2 separate regions of the Homo sapiens genome follow, and region 1 is linked to region 2. A link is an interaction called in ENCODE POLR2A ChIA-PET data of the cell type or tissue named here. Cell type or tissue: PC-9. All regions are shown on one strand. Links, peaks and the distances in the headings refer to the core of each region. The heading gives the core; the rest is flanking DNA. Region 1 has its middle 37 kb from the start of BBS10. Region 2 has its middle 50 kb from the start of NAP1L1.

Evidence for each region. ChIA-PET counts read pairs that join two places held together with the same protein. Peaks named below come from ENCODE experiments on the same cell type or tissue, not always from the same donor. Only the 100,000 strongest peaks of a DNase experiment are listed, where the experiment ranks them.
Region 1: POLR2A ChIA-PET joins it to region 2 with 7 read pairs; 4 of 35 experiments call an interaction of 5 or more read pairs at or near these places.

Annotation. Positions count from the first base shown.
Region 1 is chr12:76,306,070-76,315,975 of GRCh38, reverse strand. It overlaps the pseudogene RN7SKP172. Among named protein-coding and RNA genes, the nearest start is that of BBS10, 37 kb to the left of the region's middle. In PC-9, for the core only: no CTCF peak of the experiment used is centred there; DNase peaks (open chromatin) are centred at 5,675 and 8,595.
Region 2 is chr12:76,129,932-76,139,837 of GRCh38, reverse strand. It overlaps the pseudogene RTN4IP1P1 and the pseudogene RNU6-1271P. Among named protein-coding and RNA genes, the nearest start is that of NAP1L1, 50 kb to the right of the region's middle. In PC-9, for the core only: no CTCF peak of the experiment used is centred there; no DNase peak of the experiment used is centred there.

The sequences.
Region 1 (9,906 bases), core at 903-8,902, 180 kb before region 2:
GCTTGTTTGGAGGTTCTAGCAGGGGAGCGCAGTTACTCTTGGCCTTGACGGAAGACCGGTCTATCAGGGATGGTCGTCCTCTTCCAGGGAGCGCACAGCTTCAGGAGAGACACACATGGAGCCATGAGGGAGGAAGGGGACACCCACCCAGACTGCCAGATCAGCCAATTCAACCCTGGCAGTCAATGGGGTGACAGATGTCACAGCCAGATCACTCTCATATCTCCCACTTTTTATATCTCTCTCTCTGTCCGCGTGCCTCTCTACTTGTCTCTGCTTCTGTCTGCCTCTCTTGGTGCCTCTTACATCTCTTTTTTGCTCTCTCCATGTCTCTTGGCTTGCATGTCTTTCTATTTCTCTCTGTATCTCTCTGATACTATCTTATGATGTGTGTGGGGGGTTGGGGGAGGGGACAGTGATTGTGTACAGATGTGTCCTGTCCTTTTAGCTATGTATGTCCCCTTAGCTGTGGGAGGTGAGCTCCCTGGGCCCTCTGATATCCTGTGGGGATGGGAGAGGAAGAAAAGGGAGAGAGTCCAATACTTTCTTCTTCCCTGCATTGGGATGCGGTTGAGAGGGCTTTCTCAAACTACAGTACCTGTCAATACAGCCTGGCAAGCAGTTCTGGAATCTGGGGAGTCAGGTCCCTCTTGATAGCCCCTGAAGTAGCAGGGACTTTAAGCAATGTCTCCGTGAATGAGTGTCCAAGCTGCACACTCCACGTACTATAAAGTCTGAGCAGAACGTCTAAGTAGAGCAGAGCCCATCATTCTAATCAAGACAACGTACATGAAAGTTAACTGGGCACGTATTTAATGATACACATGATTATGATTGTGCTGCATGGTAATTAAGCATAAATGGTGAGGGGCTCATGTAAATGACTGTAATTAGTATTACTTTTTCACAGCTAAGCCAAATTTCATTTCCCCTTTCTACATTGCTAATTTTCCAGCATCTGTAATCAGTGTCAATGTTGATAATTTCTGATGTCACATACTGTTTAATCATCACATCCCATGAACATACACAGATCCAGGCACAAAGATGCACATGGATGCACACACATACACATCCCCACGTGCACACATGCTCACCCCACCCCTGCCTTCACACACACACACACACACACACACACACACACACACACACACACACAGAGCCTGGAGGTAACACTGAAATGAGGGGACCTGGTCCCTGGTCTACGTACCCCATTCTTCAGGGCAGAGGTTTCCTGTGTTTCTTTTTTTCTCTCTTTCTTCCTTCCTTCCTTCCTCCCTCCCTCCTTCCCTCCCTCCCTCCCTCCCTCCCTCCCTCCCTTTCTTTCTTTCTTTCTTTCTTTCTTTCTTTCTTTCTTTCTTTCTTTCTTTCTTTCTTTCTTTTTTCTTTCTTTCTTTTTCTTTCTTTCTTTTCTTTTTCTTTCTTTCTTTCTGTTCTTTCCTTCTTCTTTCTTTCTTTCTTTTCTTTTCTTTCTTCTTTCTTTCATCTTTCTTTTTGACAGAGTCTCACTCTGTTGCCCAGGCTGGAGTGCAGTGGTGCCATCTCAGCTCACTGCAACCTCTGCCTCCCAGGTTCAAGCAATTCTCCTTCTTCAGCCTCCCAAGTAGCTGGGATTACAGGCACCTGCCACCACGCCCTGGCTAATTTTTGTATTTTTAGTAGAGACAGGGTTTCACCGTGTTAGCCAGGCTGGTCTTGAACTCCTGACCTCAAGTGATCTGCCCACCTCAGCCTCCCAAATTGCTGGGATCACAGGCATGAGACGTCATGCCCAGCGCTCCTGTGTTCCAATTTTCCTACTTTCTGGCCCTGGAGCAATTGAGGCCACTTTAGAGAAGTGACAGCTTGACCACCACGTGAGATCATCTGAGGTCTTAATTGTAAAATTCTATTTTAAAAATGCTAATATTGGGAGTGGTGATGGTGGTAAAATCATATTTTTATATTTTTAATATACATAATTTTATTTAATTAGTTACTTTCATGTTATCACCATCATTTTTATAATCACAAAAATTACTGTAATTTTGGATTTTAATATATGTCAGACACAATGGCATATTCTTTACATGCATTATTCCCCTAAATTTTGAGGTACATGTTATTCCCCATTTCCTAAATAAGAAGCTGGGGCTTACTGAGGTTAAGTATTTGCCCAAGGTCACGGAATCAGTAAGTGGGAAGCCAGGACTCAAATTCTGTGGATTTTGAGTTAAAGTCCATGACTGTAACTACTCTGCTCTTCTGGCAAAATGATGAGGACAGATATTTCCTTTCCTAAATCTTAATTTTTTCACCAGTAACGATGTTCATAGCTCACATCTGTCTTATTTTTTATAGAGAAGAAGGGGCTTGGATATTTGAAAAGGGTTTTTCTGCCAAAAAGAGGAGAGAGAGAAGGATGAAGAGGCACCCAGCACTGCCAATGCAGGCATGAAGCCAAACCCGTTTGTCTTCCCTGGTATACAGAGTGACCACAGGGGACATTTTAAAAGCTCTAGGGAGTTAGAGAGTGCTGAAGAAGAAATCTGGGCAGCAGGGCTGCGGCCAGCCTTTCAGCAGTTTGTGCTGGGAGCTGCTCCCCAATGAGACTTTCACCTCAGCTGGGTTTGCGCGCCGTACTCCCTAGGCTGAAAGTTCTCTGGATCGGTCTCCTCGAAGCAGTGCTCCCGACAGGCAGCACTGAGCCTTTCACCTGGAAGGAGGAAAAGAAGGGTTTCGTAGACACAAATGGGGAGGAAGGCGAGGGCTGCCCTGTTACTGCGATGCCCTCATCAGCCAAGTCTGGGCTGCTCCCTTTTTTTTTTTTTTTGAGACTGAGTCTCACTCTGTCGCCCAGGCTGGAGTGCAGTGGCGCGATCTCGGCTCACTGCAAGCTCCGCCTCCCGGGTTCACACCATTCTCCTGCCTCAGCCTCCGGAGTAGCTGGGACTACAGGGCCTGCCACCACGCCCGGAGAATTTTTTGTATTTTTAGTAGAGACGGGGTTTCACCGTGTTAGCCAGAATGGTCTCGATCTCCTGACCTTGTGATCCTCCCGCCTCGGCCTCCCAAAGTGCTGGGATTACAGGCGTGAGCCACCGCGCCCAGCCCGCTGCTCCCTCTTTTTAAAGAGTGGCTCCTCCCCCTGTTCTAGCTTTCAGGTCTGACCAGAAACAGTCTCTTCTTTGACTCTGCCTCCTTGACCACAGTGAGTGGTCCAGGGATAAGCAAGTCAGATTGACTGAAGTGGGGAGAAGGCTCTCAAAGGTCCTGAGACTGTAAGATGTAAGAGACTCTGAAGAAATGAAAATTTTCCACTGTAGGCCTCCATGTCCTTGTCCACTGTAGCTGTTCCTCCCCACCCCCGCCGCTCACACATGACCGGACTGTTCCTCCCACTCCTCTTGGTAAAATCCAAGTTGTCCAAACAGTGACCGCTAATTGCTAAAGAAAATTCCTTCCTTTTCTAGGAACCATCTTTGTTCTTAAAACAAAGTGAACTTGAGCTGACCCTGCCTGCTGAAGCCCTATAAAAAATTCCACCCTCCTTCCCAAGTTAGAACGCTCCTTTTCACGCCGGCATTACTGAAAGGCTTATGCTAATGGTGTTCTTGGTTTTTTCCACAGAGGATATAAGTTAAGAGATGTTGAGATGCTAGCAGCAGGTCTACAGCTTGTGGAGAAGCCAGTCTGGGAGAAGGAAATTAACGTGCAAACAGGTTAAGAAATAAGTGGTAGAGGGAGAGACAGAGAGATCCCCTCGCGTTTAATTTTCCATCTTGCTTCTCTAAGACCAGGATTCTTCCCTGTTCTTCTCATTTTTGGTTATGTAAGTAAATTAGTTAAAAATGTAAGATTAAAAAAAGGAGCACCACAACATCTTCACATGTGGCTGTGCAAACGTAATGTTATAACTGTATACTGAAAGAAATTCGAATTTAGAGCCTCGGTGTCCAGGAATAAGGGTAAACATTATCTTGTCCTTTCACATAGCTCTGTCAGCTCACTCTCTTCTGGGTAAATGATGAGTCAGAAACACAGGATTCTTCTCTCATTCAATGCCACCCTCACTTCTGGGAATGAATAAGTTGCTGGAGAATCAGGATGTTGAAGAGTAATTTTTAAAAAACCCATGCAATTACACAATGCCAAAAATCTTGTTTCACTTATTATTTATTTATTTTTACTTATTTATTTTTTTTGAGACGGAGTCTCGTTCTGTCGCCCAGGCTGGAGTGCAGTGGCACAATCTCGGCTCACAGCAAGTTCTCCCTCCCGGGTTCACGCCATTCTCTTGCCTCAGCCTCCCAAGTAGCTGGGACTACAGGTGCCCACCACCACGCCCAGCTAATTTTTTCTATTTTTAGTAGAGACGGGGTTTCACCATGTTAGCCAGGATGGTCTCGATCTCCTGACCTCGTGATCTGCCTGCCTCGGCCTCCCAAAGTGCTGGGATTACAGGCGTGAGCCACCGCGCCCAGTCTATTTCACTTATTATTTAATAAGGAAACCAGTAAGAAGTAAAAATTGGTTGAAAGGAGAATTCAAGGACAAAACACATATATAGGCAATCAGAAATATTGAATTAATTTTGCCTATAGATGCAAAACTAGCCTCTTCCATAGAGTGGAAATCAATACACCTTCATTGGACAAAAGTCATTCTTATTTCTAAGAACAGGAATCATGTACATCACCACCAACCTTCCACCACTTAACTTCAATTTCTACAGATTTGCAAAATAGTCAAGGACAATGAAAGACACAGACCCACGTAGAATTTGATAAACCTGAAAGGGTCCTGTTTCCAGAAATTTTGTCAAGAATTCAATCTGTGTAATTTGATCCCCTACACAGGATCCATAGACCGGCTTAAATAGATGTGAGATTTGAATAACTGAATTTGAGAAATTGCCGGAAAATACACTATACATTTCCATCAAACCAAGAATATTCCTCTATTTTCATACAGTCCCCAAACTCAATTCACGGTCATTGTGACAACACAGCAACCACCTACATTTCTATTTTGCTCCATAAATTTTAGTTATGACAGGTTAGCCAGGCACACTGGAAAATCTCGCCACCAGCCCTTTGCACCCCACAATGAGATGCATGTGCAGATGGAGAGCTGTTGCAAAAACTAGGGCTTCCGTAGGGAGAGGGGGAAGGTTTACAGATTCCAAAATCAGAAGAAACACAACATCTGAATATGAACTTGTAGCCCCAATTAGGAAAATCTGAAAATCATGAGGGAAAGACTTTTAAACCAGCACCTCTCTTATGGGGCCCCCACCTGCTGCTTGGACATGATATACTCACATTTTGATATTCCATCCTGACTGTATTAGAAAGTATGATCCACACTCTTTCTTAGGCAAAGGCTCAAGAAATAAAAATGCTCAGTCTGGTGTGATTGTTCCTCAGAGCTTATGGTGGATTTTCTTGCTTCTTACTAGGAGAAAAAAATGGTCAAATAAAGCAAATTGAACACCTCACAAGCAAGTGGAGAATCAGCCTTGGATAGTTTCCCCATTCATAGCTGTGAAAGAGGTGGACACAGAGCCTGAGAGTCAGTAACTGCAAAGACAAAGCCAAAGGAAGGATCAGCACAGGCCCAAGTGAGGGAGTGCCACTGTAGACTTACAATTCTGGAGCAAGTCTAAAGACTCTTACTGTTGTTGATAGAGCATGACTCATTTATCTGGCATGGTTTGGGATGCTCCCCTATGGTTTAAATACCAGAGTTGGTATTGTACCTGGTAGTACAGTCTAGGTTCATTCTTTTATCCATTTCTTCATTCACACACAGGCATACCTTGTTTTACTGTTTTTCACTTTATTGCACTTCTCAGATACTGCATTTTTAAAACATGGAAGGTTTGGCTGGGCACGGTGGCTCACGCCTGTAATCCCAGCAGTTTGGGAGGCCAAGGCGGGTGGATCACCTGAGGTCGGGAGTTCAAGACCAGCCTGCCTAGCATGGAGAAACTCCGTCTCTACTAAAAATACAAAATTAGCTGGGCTTGGTGGTGCATACCTGTAATCTCAGCTACTCAGGAGGGTGAGGTAGGAGAACTGATTGAACCCGGGAGGTGGAGGTTGTGGTGAGCTGAGATTGTGCAATTGCACTCCAGCCTGGGCAACAAGAGCAAAACTCCATCTCAAAAAAACAAAAAACAAAAAACAAAAACAAGGAAAGTTTGTGGTAGCTCTGTGTTAAGCAAGCCTACCAGTTCCATTTTCAACAGCACGTGCTCACTTCGTGTCTCTGTGTCACATTTTGGTGATTCGCACAGTATTTTTAACTTTTTCATTATTATTATATATACATGGAGATCTGTGATCAGTTATTTATTTATGTATTTATTTATTTATTTATTTTTGAGACAAGGTCTTACTCTGTCATCCAGGCTGGAGTGTAGTGACATGAACACAGCTCATTGCAGCCTTGACTTCCTGGGCTCAGGAGAGCCTCCCCTCAGCCTCCCGAATAGCTAGGACCACAGGTGCACATCAACATGCCCGGCTAATTTTTTAGCTGTTTTTGTAGAGATGGGGTCTCACCTTATTGCCCAGGCTGATCTTGAACTCCTGGGCTTAGGTAATCCTCTTGCCTCAGCCTCCCAAAGTGCTGGGATTACAGGTATGAGCCACTATGTCCAGACTTTGATCAATGATTTTTGATGTAACTATTGTAATTGTTTTGGGGTGCCATGATCCATGCCCGTAGAAGATAGTGAACTTAATTTATAAATGTCATATGTGTTCTGACTGTTCTGCCGACTGGCTGTTTCCCTGTCTCTCTCCCTGATCTTGGGTCTCCTATTCTGAGACACAGCAGTGTTGAAGTTAGGTCAATTAATGACCCTACAAAGGCCTCCAAGTTTTCAACTGAAAGGAATAGTTACTTGTCTTTCACTTTAAACAAAAGGTGGAAATGATTAAGCTTAGTGAGGAAGGCATGTCTAAAGCTGAGATAGGCCAAAAGCTAGGCCTCTTGCACGGGTCGGTGAAGTTGTGAATGCAAAGAAAAAGTTCTGGAAGGAAATTAAAAGTGCTACTCCAGTGAACACACAAATGATAAGAAAGCAAAACAGCCTTCTTGCTGATATGGAGAAAGTTTTAGTGGTAGGATAAAATTTCAAACCTGCCACAACACTCCCTTAAGCCAAAGCCTAATTCAGAGCAAGGCCCTAACTCTCTTCCATTCCATGAAGGCTGGGAGAGGTGAGGAAGCTGCAGAAGAAAGGTTTGAAGCCAGCAAAGGTTGGTTCATGAGGTTTAAGGAAAGAAGCCATCTCTATAACATCAAAGTGCAAGGTGAAGCACTTTCTCCAAAAGCAGAAGCTGCAGCAAGTTATCCAAAAGATCTAGCTAAGATCATTGATGAAGGTGGCTGCTTTAAACAACAGGTTTTCAATGCTGATGAAACAGCCTTCTATTGGAAGAACATGCCACCTAGAACTTCCATAGCTGGAGAGAAGTTAATGCCTGGTTTCCAGGTTTTAAAGGATGGGCTCTCTTGTTAGGGGATAATGCTGCTGGGGATTTGAAGTTGAAGCCAATGCTCATTGAACATTCAAAAAATCCTAGGGTCCTTCAGAATGATGCTAAATCTACTCTACCTGTGTGCTCTAAATGAAACAACAGAGCCTGCGTGACAGCACATCTGTTTATAGCATCTTTTACTGAATATTTTAAGCCCACTCTTTTTTTAATTTAAAAAATTTTTATTACTTTTTAGTTTTTTGTAGAGATGGGGTCTCCCTATGTTGTCCAGGCTGATCTTGAACTCCCGAGCTCAAGTGATCCTCTCGCCTCAGCCTCCTGAAATAATTGGGTTACAAGTATGAGCCACCATGCCTGGTCAAGCCCACCCTTTAAGACCTATTGCTCAGAAAAAAAGGTTTCTTTCAAAATATTTCTGCTCATTAACAATGCCTCTGATCACCCAAGAGTTCTGATGGAGATGTACTAAGAGATTAATGTTGTTTCATGCTTGCTAACATAATATCCATTCTGTAGCACATGGATCAAGGAGTAGTTTCAACTTTAAAGACTTATTCTTAAGAAAAACGTTTCTTAAGGCTATAACTGCCACACGTAAGGATTCCTCTGATGAATCTGGGCAATGTATATTGAAAACATTCTGGAAAGAATTTACCATTCTGGTTGCCACTAAGAATATTTGTGATTCATGGGAAGAGGTCAAAATACCAACATGAGCAGGAGTTTGGAATAAGTTGGTTCCAACCCTCATGGATGACTTGCAGAGGTTCAAGACTTCACTGGAGAAAGTCACAGCAGATGAGGTGGAAATAGCAATAAAATTAGAATCAAAAGTAGAGTCTGAAGATGTGACTGAATGCTGCCATCTCAAGGTAAAACCTGAATGGACAAGGAGTTGCTTCTTATGGATGAGCAAAGAAAGTGCTTTCTGGAGAGGGTATCTAGTCCTGGTGACGATGCCATGTACAATGTTGAAATGACAACAGAAGATTTAGAAGATAACATCAACTTAGTTGATAAAGCAGAAAGCAGTAGCAGGTTTGAGAGGATTGTCTCCAATTTTGAAAGAACTTCTATGGTGGATAAAATGCTATCAAACAGCATTCCATTCTATGGAGAGATCTTTCATAAAAGGGAGAGTCAATTGATGCAGAGAACTTCATTGCTGCCTTATTTTAAGAATTGCCACACCTACCCCATCCTTTGGCAACCACCACCCTGATTAGTCAGCAACCATCAACATCAAGGCAAGACTCTACCCACAAAAAGATTACGGAAGTCATTGAAGGCTCAGATGATCATGAAAATTTTTCAGCAATAAACCATTTTTTAAATTAAGGTATATACATTGCTTTCTTAAGACATAATGCTATTGCACACTTAATAGACTACAGTGTAGAATAACACAATTTTATGTGCACAAGGAAACAAAAATATTCTTGTGACTCACGTTATTGTGATATCTGCTTTATTGCAGTAGTCTGGACCCAAACCCATAATATCTCTGAGGCATACCTACATATACAAAGCACACACTAACTGTCATCTTGGTGTCCCTATGTCTTCCAGCCTTGGGTAGTATATGTATACATTTAATGTTAAAATAAAAATGGCAGCCAGGTGTGGTGGCTCATGCTTGTAATCTCAGCACTTTGGAAGACTGAGGCAGGAGGATCATTTGAGCCCAAGAATTTGAGACCAGCCTTGGCAACATAGTTAGACTCCATCTCTACCAAAAAAAAATTTGTTTTTGATTAGCTGGGCATGGGCTGGGTGTGGTGGTTCACCCTTGTAATCCCAGCACTTTGGGAGGCTAAGGCAGGTGGATCACTTGAGGTCAGGAGTTTGAGACCAGCCTGGCCAACATGGCAAAACACCTTCTCTACTAAAAATACAAAAATTTAGCCAGGCGTGGTGGCAGGTGCATGTAATCCCAGCTACTTGGGGGGCTGAGGCAGGAGAATCGCTTGAACCCAAGAGGCAGAGGTTGAAGTGAGCCAAGATCATGCCACTGTACTGCAGCCTGGGCAAAAGAGCAAGACTCCGTCTCAAAAACAAAAAAAAAACAAAAAACAAAAAAACCCAGCCGGGAATAGTAGTACCTGCCTGTCGTCCCAGCTACTTGGGAGGCTGAAGCAGGAAGATCACTTGAGCACAGGAAGTCGAGGCTGCAGTGAACCATGATTATGCCACTGCACTCCAGCCTGAGTGACAAAGAGACCTTGTCTCAATGTCTCAAAAAAAAAAAAAAAAAAAGACTCAAGTCCTTATCCTACATACTGTGGAAAGTTCAGTGCCTTTCCCATGATTTCTGCAAACCCTAAGGTGCCTCTGTTGCTGGGGTCACTCCTGCTTAGATTTCCTGGTCCCACTAAACTCTCAATCCACCTCACATTCCACTTCTTATGGTTCT
Region 2 (9,906 bases), core at 1,083-9,082:
AAGATTGCGCCATTGCACTGTAGCCCGGGCAACAGAGCGTGATTCCATCTCAAATATATATATGTATAATATAATATAATATATAATAATATGATATATAATTACCTCTGGCTCAATTTTAAAGATTTAAGCAATTTATGGTCTTTAGATTTTTAGAAATAAATGAAAAAATATGGAACACTTCATGCATTTGTAGTCATTTTTGTGCAGGGCCATGTTAATCTTCTCTGTATCATTCCAATTTTAGTATGTATATTACCAAAATGAGCACCCTTTTGTCCATATTTTAAACTAGGATGGTAAATATTTATTTTTGATTTATAGAAACTTTTTGTATAATAGGAATATTAATATTTGTCTGTAAAATATGTTGCAAATTCTTTTCTTCCTAGCATGTCATTTGTCTACTAATTTTATTTATGGGCTGGGCATGGTGGCTCATGCCTATAATCCTAGCACTTTGGGAGACTATGTGTGAAGGATCACTTGAGCTCAAGAGTTTGAGACCAGCCTGGGCAAAAAAGTGAGACCCTGTCTGTACAAAAAGTACACTAATAAGCTGGGCATGTTGGTGCATGCCTGTAGTTCCAGTTACTTGGGAGGCTGAGGTGGAAGGATTGCTTGAGCCTGGGAGGTCCAGGCTGCAGTGAGCCACGATTGTGCTACTCCAGCCTGGGTGACAGAGCAAGACCCTATCTCAAAAAAAAAATCATTTATGATCTCTTTCTTAGTATCAAATTTTTAAATTTTTATGTGGTCAAGTGCATATCTTTTTCTTGGTCTTCCTCACCCAAGATTATGAATATACAGTATTCCCTATATTTTCTTCACAGTTCTTCTGTTTTTAACATTTATAGCATACTTTGAGGCAAGGATGTTAGTATAGTTTTCTTTCTGGATGAATCTCCAATGATTTCAACACCATTTATTTTATAGTTCAGTTTTTGCTTATTTGAAATGTTTCCTGTATTATAAACAGGATTATGATTCAAACAATGTCTATTCTGAACTTACTGTTACATTGATACTATTTGTCGATACTGTTCTTCTGCACTGATACCACACTGTTTTAATTACTATAGCTTTATAGCGTGTTTTATTATCTGGTAGGACAAGGTTCCCTTCTCTACTTTTTTTAATTTCCAAAAATAGGCAGCTTTTACCAACCAATTTCTCTTTCATATAAACTTTCTTTTTTTTAATCACTAAACCGCATTTTTATTTAAACAACATTAATTACAGTCTTTCCTCATATGTGTCCTCTTTCCACCTTAAGGAAGGCTTCTGGAACTTTAGAAAAAGGAAAGGTTTGTTCAATAACTGGCCCAATTTTTCCCACATCCACCAGTTCTGCAATGTCACCTAAACGTGGACCACTGGCCACAAAAAACGCCCAGCGATAATGGACTCCTTTCCAGAAATGCTTTAATGCCTTCGAGACTATGGTGACTCCTGCCTGTAACATGCCATCTGCTATGCCCAATCAGTCCATGTTCAGGAGGAAAGGACTCACCAAAGTCACATAGGTGGCTCCTGACCATTTCTTGAGAAAATCTGAGCCCATGTTTCAGTGGATCCGCCAACATTACCAAGGATGAAATCAAACGGTTTTAAGGATTTCAACTGCTCTTCCACACTTCCAAATTTGTAATCAATTACATCATCTGCCCCAAGCTTCTTTATAAGCTCACTGGCATCTTGAGCGCAAATTGCTGTCACACGAGCATCCCATGCTTTCATTACCTGTATAGCAAAACTACCAACTCCGCTTGAAGCGCCTAAGATTAGAACACGTCTTCCTGTGCAATTCTTGTCATTCAGGTCACCAACTTTGTTTATGGCAGATGAGGCTGTGAGAGCCACATATGGCGAAGAGGCAGCTTGATATATGAGTGAGTGATTTGGGTTTGTGAGAGACCTCATTTCCACTGACTACAACAAACTCTGAAAGAGTGCCTTGTTTCCAAGGAGGAACTGCAGCCCAGACCTTATCTCAAGGCTTGAAGTACTTCACATCCAGCCCACATTCCATCACCATTCCAGAGACATCCCGAATCAGAGTCAGAGGAAATTCTTCTCCTTTGATTTTCATGTGTAAAGGATTACGCTTCATATTTAAAGCTGTAGCTCCATAACCACTTCTCATATTGACGTCTATAGGATTTACACTGGCAGGGTGAACTTTTACAGTGACTTCATTTGGCTAGCGTATGATAGGTATCATCACGTTCTGAGTCAATCGAAGCACTTCATTCTTCCCATACTTATCTATCACCCAAGCAGGCATGACAGTGCTCCTTGGAGAGGTAGTACTAATCCTTCTAATGGAAGGCCTTTGGACAACTTTGCTTCTCCAGAAGCAAACCACAGTACACGCATTTCTTCTAAGTACACAAGTCTTCAGAAATTCCATTGTAAACACTGGTTGAACTGCATGCTCAAATTCAAATACACTGGACTGGATCAAACTCTCACCCCTGAATTCAGTCAAATTCTGCCAAACACACGGGCTAGTTTCAAAATTGAGCATGCAAAATGGAGCATTTGAAAATGAAGTTAAACTAATGGACAAATCTGTCCTGGGAGCCCTCTGCGGAACAAGCAGACACCGCTCGCGATCCAATGCCAGAGAATCAAACGCTTGCCGACTACTGCCGCGACCTTGGCCCGGAATCTCCTTGCCTTCATGTAAACTTTCAAGTTGGCTTGTCATTTCAAAAATTGGTAAGATTTTGTTTGGAATTATATTGAATTTATACCGTAATTTGAAAGACTTAAAGTCTTTGCATAGTTTATTTGTCCATTCCAGAAACTTTTGTCTCTCTTAATTTACTCATGTCTTTTGTATCTTTGAAAACAGTTTTCTAGTTTTCCTTTCTTAATTTTTTAAAATTTATTTTTATTTTTTGTAGAGACAGGGTCTTGCTTTGTTGCCCAAGCTGGTCTTAAACTTCTAACCATAAGCAGTCCTCCTGTCTTGGCCTCCCAAAGTATTGAGATTACAGGCGTTAGCCACTGCACCCAGCCACTCTAGTTTTCTTAGTACAAGTGTACCCACTTATTGTTATCTCTATTCCTAAGTGTTTTATACTTTTCTGCTGTTGTAAATGAGACTTTTTGTATGTTATTTCCAAATTTATTATTTCTTTAATTTTTGTACATTGACCTTTTATTGAGACACCATATTAAACTCCCTTAACCTCTCTCTCTTTTGCTTTTTTTGATTAATTTTACCTGTAGACTTAGTGCTATAGTTTCAACTCTATACTCTCAAAGTCAGTTTTGTTTCTTCCTTCTTAATATTTCCCTTTTTCTGAGTTAATTAAATTGGGTAAAATTTCAAGTACAATTTTTCAATAATAGTGTTGTTAGAGGAAATATTTGATTTTCTTCTAATTTAAATAGGAATTCTTTGAATGATTTACATTATGCGTTGGACTTATTGAGTTTCAGCTTTCACCCTTTTCCAGGTTTATTTCTAATCTTAGTTTACTAAGATGTGGTCAATGTAATTGCTGCTGAATTTTATCAAGTGATTTTTTTTTACTGTCTATTGATATTATTATAAACTTTATTGATATGCTAATGTAGTGAATTACAATGATACATTTTTTGAGTGATGAACTAATTCAATCAAACTCTAATTATAATGTTTTGTTATCTTAATACACTGCTGGATCAACTTTACAAATATTTTAATTAAGATACCTGTACATATGGTCATAGCTGAGATAGCTTAAATGTTTGATTGCTTATCTCTCTAGGTTTCTGGCTATCTGTCCATTTGGTTATTTGTCTGGATACTATACCTGGTCTGGTTTTGATATCAGAGTTATGTTTATTTCACAGAATGCATTAGAAATACTTTTTTTTTTTTTTTGGCCCAAGAAGGGTTTAAGTAGCATAAATATGGTCAATTTCTTGAAGGCCCAAAAGAAGTTTATTAAAGCTATATTGGTTTAGTGCCTTTTTTAGAGGTAGAGTTCTGTATTGTTTATCTATTGCTGTGTTAGAAATTATCCCAAAACTCAATGGCCTAAAACAACAATAACCATTCATTATCTCATTGATTCTGTGAGTCAGGAATTTGGGAGCAGCTCAGTTATGTGGTTCTGGCTTAAGGTTTCTCATGAGGTTGCACTTAGATGTTGGCTGGGTCCACAGTGATCACAAAGCTTTATTGGGGCTGATGGATCAAAATGTCTCACTAACATGACTGCCAAGTCAGTGCTGGCTATTGGCCAGGAACCTCTGTTCCTTTTCTCATGGGTCTCTCCAAAGGACTGCTTGAGTGTCCTCATAGCATGGTGCCTGGCTTCCCCTAGACTGCAGGGAAGCCATCTTTTGACTTCCCTGGGCCACACTGGAAGAAGGAGAATTGTCTTAGGCAACACATAAAATACACTAGCACTAACGATAACTGATGAGCTAAAAAAAAAAAAAAAAACTCTTAATTTTTTAAGAAAGTTTATGAATTTGTGTTGGCCATATTCAAAGCCATTCTGGGCCACATGCACCCATAGGCTGCAGGTTGAACAAGCTTGCCCTAGAGTAAGCAGTTAAAAAGAGCATGATAAAAGACACAATGTCTTTTAATGACCTATTCTTGGAAGTCACACACTGTCACTTTTTTTCTTATTCTATTGGTCACTGGGCCATCTCTGATTTAGCCCTGATTCAGAGAGGGCCTGATAGTAGGAGGCAAAAGTTTATTTGAGAACGTCTTGTAGGCTGGCCCCCGTAAGTGCTGAGTGCCTTTTCAATTATTTAATGATTATTGCTCTAGTCAGATTCTAGCTCTTCTTAAATCAATTTGGTATTTTATAGTCTTCAGGAAATTTACTCTATCATATAGTTAAATGTTCTATAAGTTTTTAGTGGAAAGTTTTTGTTTCTCCAAGGTTACAAAAAAATTATGTCCTCAGATCTTCTAGAATTTTTGTGGTTGTATAGTAATAAAATTTTTTGTCAAATAATTTAGATATTTGTCTGGGCAGGGTGGCTCACACCTGTAGTCCCAACACTTTGGGAGGCCAAAGTGGAAGGATAGCTTGAGGCCAGGAGTTTGAGACCAGCCTGGACTACGGAGCAAGACTCCATCTCTACAAAAAATTTAAAAAATTAGCTGGGTGTGGTGGCACATGCCTGTAGTCCCAGCTACTCCAGAGGCTGAGGCTGGAGGATCACTAGAGCCCAGGAGTTCAAGGCTGAAGTGAGCCATGATCACCACTGCACTCCAGCCTGGGTGACAGAGTGAGACCTTGTCTCAGAACAACAACCACAAACTAAACTAAATTTCAGGCTATGAAGGGGAAGAGAAGTTGGACATGCCTCATTATACCCCCTTTTCTTTCGGAGTTTGGGCTTAACTGACCAGCATTACTGTTAAAATACAGAGCATAAGTCTGATAAAACAGATGCTTTGGCAATAAAATAGCAAATTCCAACCCAACTCTGATATACCATCACATAACAGATAGCAGATCCTGAAGGCAATAAAAATATTTTACCCCAAAATATATTTTCTTAACATATTTTGCAATGGCCCTGAAAACCTGTCTTTCATGAGGAAGTTTGTGTCTGTAAAGAATCTCCTTCTGTTTTTAGGTCTTTCCCAGATCTAGGAGAGATTAAATGAGAATCTGACACTGTTATGTTCTGAAAAGAGATATGTACCATCTATTCTCTCTAAGGCAGCTACCTGGAGGCTCCATCTACAAAACAAGAACCTTGGCTTCCACAACCCACCTTGTCTTCACTCAAGCATTCCCCACTCCCCAGTGTCTAAAACCAAACTGTAACCTGAGCCATGGTCATTCATATTGGCTCAGAATAAACTTCTTTAAATATTTTATGAAGTTTGGCTTTATGGTCAACATTTCTTTTATTGAAAGTTTCTTTGTTTTATTATCTAGGATCATTGTTGAATTTTGTCACATTCCTTTTTAGCATCCATGGAGATGATCATTTGATAGACAATAAATATTATTAGATTTTTCTAGAGTTGAGCCATCCATATATTCATAGGAGAAAAAAACCTTCATAGTCATAAATTGCCGTTGGATTCTGCTTATTAATAATTTATTTAGTATTGATATTAATTGAAAGACTAGTCTATGGCTTTGTATCTTTTTTTGTTTTTTTAAGACAGAGTCTCACACTGTTGTCCAGGATGGAGTGGAGTGGCATGATCATAGCTCATGGCAACCTCCAACTCCTGGACTCATGTAAGCATCCTGCCTCAGCCTTCCAAGTAGCTGGGATTACAGGCACACATAACTGTGCCTAGCTAATTAAAACAATTTTTTTGTAAAGACAAGGTCTGCCTAGATTGCCCGGGCTGGTTTTTAACTCCTGGGCTGAAGTGATCCTCCCACCTCGGCCTCTCAAAGTGCTGGTATTACAGTCATGAACCACCACACCTGGCCTTAGCTTTTGTAAATTTTGTAGTCTTTGTCCATTATGTATTTTATATTCCCTTCATAAAAATAATTAGGAAGCTTTTCTTCTTTTTTTAGGCTCCAGAAGAGTTTAAATATAACTAGAATTATCTGCATTTTAAAGATTTGGTAGAATTCCCCTGTGCAATAATGTGGTTTTGATACTTTTCTTGGGAAGAAGAGAGGAGCAACTGTTAACTATTTCCATATTGGACTTTCTTATGTAATCTAATGAGTATGGCATGGTGTAAAAGAAAAAGAAAAAGGTGGGGCGTGGGGGTTCATGCCTATAATTTTAGCACTTTGGGAGGCCAAAACAGGTGGATTGCTTGAGCCCAGGAGTTCGAGACCAGCCTGGGTAACATAATGAGACTCCATCTCTATTTTTTAAAAAAAATAAGAAGAAGAAATACATATTTGGTCACTTTCCTTTCACTCCCTTGGCACACAGCTTGATGTGCTCTGGATCTGTGTCCCTACCAAATATCATGTTGAATTGTAATTCTCAATGTTGGAGGTGAGGCTGGTGGGAGGTGATTGGATCATGGGGCGGATTTCTCATGAATGAATGGTTTAGTACCATTTCCTTGGTGCTGTTCTCATGATAGTGAGTGAGTTCTTACAAGATTTGGTTGTTTAAAAGTGTACGGTACCTCCCCTTTCTCTTTTGCTCCTGCTCCTGTCATGTAATACATGCCTGCTCCTGCTTTACTTTCCACCATGATTGTAAGTTTTCTGAGGTCTCCCCAGACACTGAGCAGATGCCAGTATCATCCTTCCTGTACAGCCTGTGGAACTGTGAGGCAATAAAAACTCTTTTCTTTTCTTTTCTTCTTCTTCCTCTTTTTTTTTTTTTTTTTTTTTGGAGACAGGGTCTCACTCTGTCACCCAGGTGGGAATGCAGGAGTGTGATCACAGCTCACTGCAGCCTCAGCCTCCCAGGCTTAAGCAATCCTCCCACCTCAGCCTCCTAAGTAGCTGGGAATACAGATGTGAGCCACCCAGCTTATCTAATTTTTGTATTTTTGGTAGAGATGGGGTTTCACCATGCTGCACAGGATCTCAAATTCCTGAGCTCAAGCAATCCACCCACCTCGGCCTCCTAAAGTGCCAAGATTATAGGCATGAGCCACTGAGCCCAGCCTAAATCTCTTTTCTTTATAAATTGCCAAGACTCAGGTATTTCTTTATAGCAATGCAAGAACAAACTAATACAGAAATCCATAATCCTAAAATCACTGGGATCACTGAAGTGATAAATGCCTTTGTGTATGCTAATGAACGACTGATAGCTGGGGGCTCCTGGATAGCCTCAGGATGGGGGCTGGTTGCCAGGGCGACTAACCATGTGGTTAGAGGGTTTGAAATTTTAGCCCCCCAAACCCCTATATCCGGTAGGAGAGAGAGATTGAAGATTGACTTAACCACAATGGTCAATGACTTAATCAATCATGCCTACAGAATGAGGCCTCAGTAAAACCCCAAAAGGACAGGGTTCAGAGACAGCTTCCAGGTTGTGGAACCCAGGGAGGTGTTGGGAGGGTGGTGTGCTTGAAGAGGGAATGGAAACTGCACACCCTTTCCAGCCTACCTGGCCCTATGTGTCTCTTCTATCTGGCTGTTCCTGAGTTGTATCGTTTTATGGTAAACTGGTAATTCAGTAAGTAAACTTTTTACTGAGTTCTTCGAGCTGTTGTAGCAATTTTTTTTTTTTTGAGATGGAGTCTCACTCTGTTGCCTAGGCTGGAGTGCAGCGGCGTGATCTCGGCTCACTGCAACCTCTGCCTCCTGGGTTCAAGCAATTCTCATGCCTCAGCCTCCCAAGTAGCTGGGATTACAGGCGAGCACCACACCATACCCAGCTAATTTTTATATTTTTAGTGGAGACGGGGTTTCACCACATTGGCTAGGCTGCTCTCGCACTCCTGACCTCAGGTGATCCACCACTTTGGCTTCTCAAAGTGCTGGGATTACAGGCTTTTCAAAGTGCTGGGATTACACCGTGCCCGGCCAGTTCTAGCAAATTATTAAAACTGAAGTTGGCACAGGGGTGGGGGTTGTGGGAACTTCCAATTAATAGCTGGTCAGTCAGACTCACAGCCGACTTGGAACTGGCATAGGAAGTAAGGGCAGTCTTGCAGGACTGAGCCCTTCTTCTGAGGAGTTTAGGCTAAGCTCAGGGAGTAGTGTCAGAATTTATTTGAATTGTGGGACACCTAGTTGGTGTCCAGACAGTTGGTGTGGGAAAACAACAACAACAACAATAGCAGCAACATACATTTGATGTCAGCAGTGAAGTGGGGTGAGTGTTGAGAGTAAAGTACAGAGGAAACGGGAGTTTTCCTTTCAGACGGGAAGCAATATAGCTGAGCATCAAAAACAAGTAATGCGGCTGGGCACGGTGGCTCATGCCTGTAATTCCAGCACTTTGGGAAGCCAAGGTGGGTGGATCACCTGTGGTCAGGAGTTCAAGACCAGCCTGGCCAACATGGTGAAACCCCGTCTCTACTAAAAATACAAAAATTAGCTGGGTATGGTGGCAGGCGCCTGTAGTCCCAGCTACTTGGGGGGCTGAAGCAGGAGAATAGCTTGAACCTGGGAGGCAGAGGTTGCAGTGAGCCGAGATCGTGCCACTGCACTCCAGCCTGGGTGACAGAGCGAGACTCCCACTCAAAAATAAACAAACAAACAACAATGACACAAAAAACAAGTAATGACTTCACATCATGTTCCAGGGCTTGTAGACCGCTCACACTTTCACTGACATCTGCATAGTCATTGCAACACCGACCAATCTGGAAAGGCAGAATCAATCACAAGCATCTAAAATGCATTTCTGAACATGAGAAGAAACAATAATATGAAAGATATCCAATGAAACTTTCCCATGTTTCAAAGAAAACAATGAACATTGCTAGTTTTTTTAAATTGAAAACTATTTTTGATGGCTATTACTAAAAAGTCAAAAAATAACAGATGTTGACAAGGTTACAGAGAGAAAAGAGAATGCTTATACACTGCTGGTGAGAATGTAAATTAGTTCAGCCACTGTGGAAAGCAGTCTGGAGATTTCTCAAAGAACTTAAAAGAGAACTACTGTTCAACCCAGCAATTCCACTGCTGGTTATATAGCCAAAGGAATATAAATCGTTCTACCATAAAGACACATGCACGTGTATGTTCATTGCAACACTATTCACGATAGCACAGACATGAAGTCAACCTAGATGCTTATCAGTGGTGGACTGGATAAAGAAAATGTGGTATACATATACGACATGGAATATTACACAGCTGTAAAAAATGAGCTCATGATTTTTGCAGAAACATAGATGGAGCTGGAGGCCATTATCTTAAGTGATTTAAAGCAGGAACAGAAAACCAAATACCACATGTTCTCATATCATAACTGGGAGTTAAACATTGAATCCACATGGACACAAAGAATGGAACGATAGACACTGGG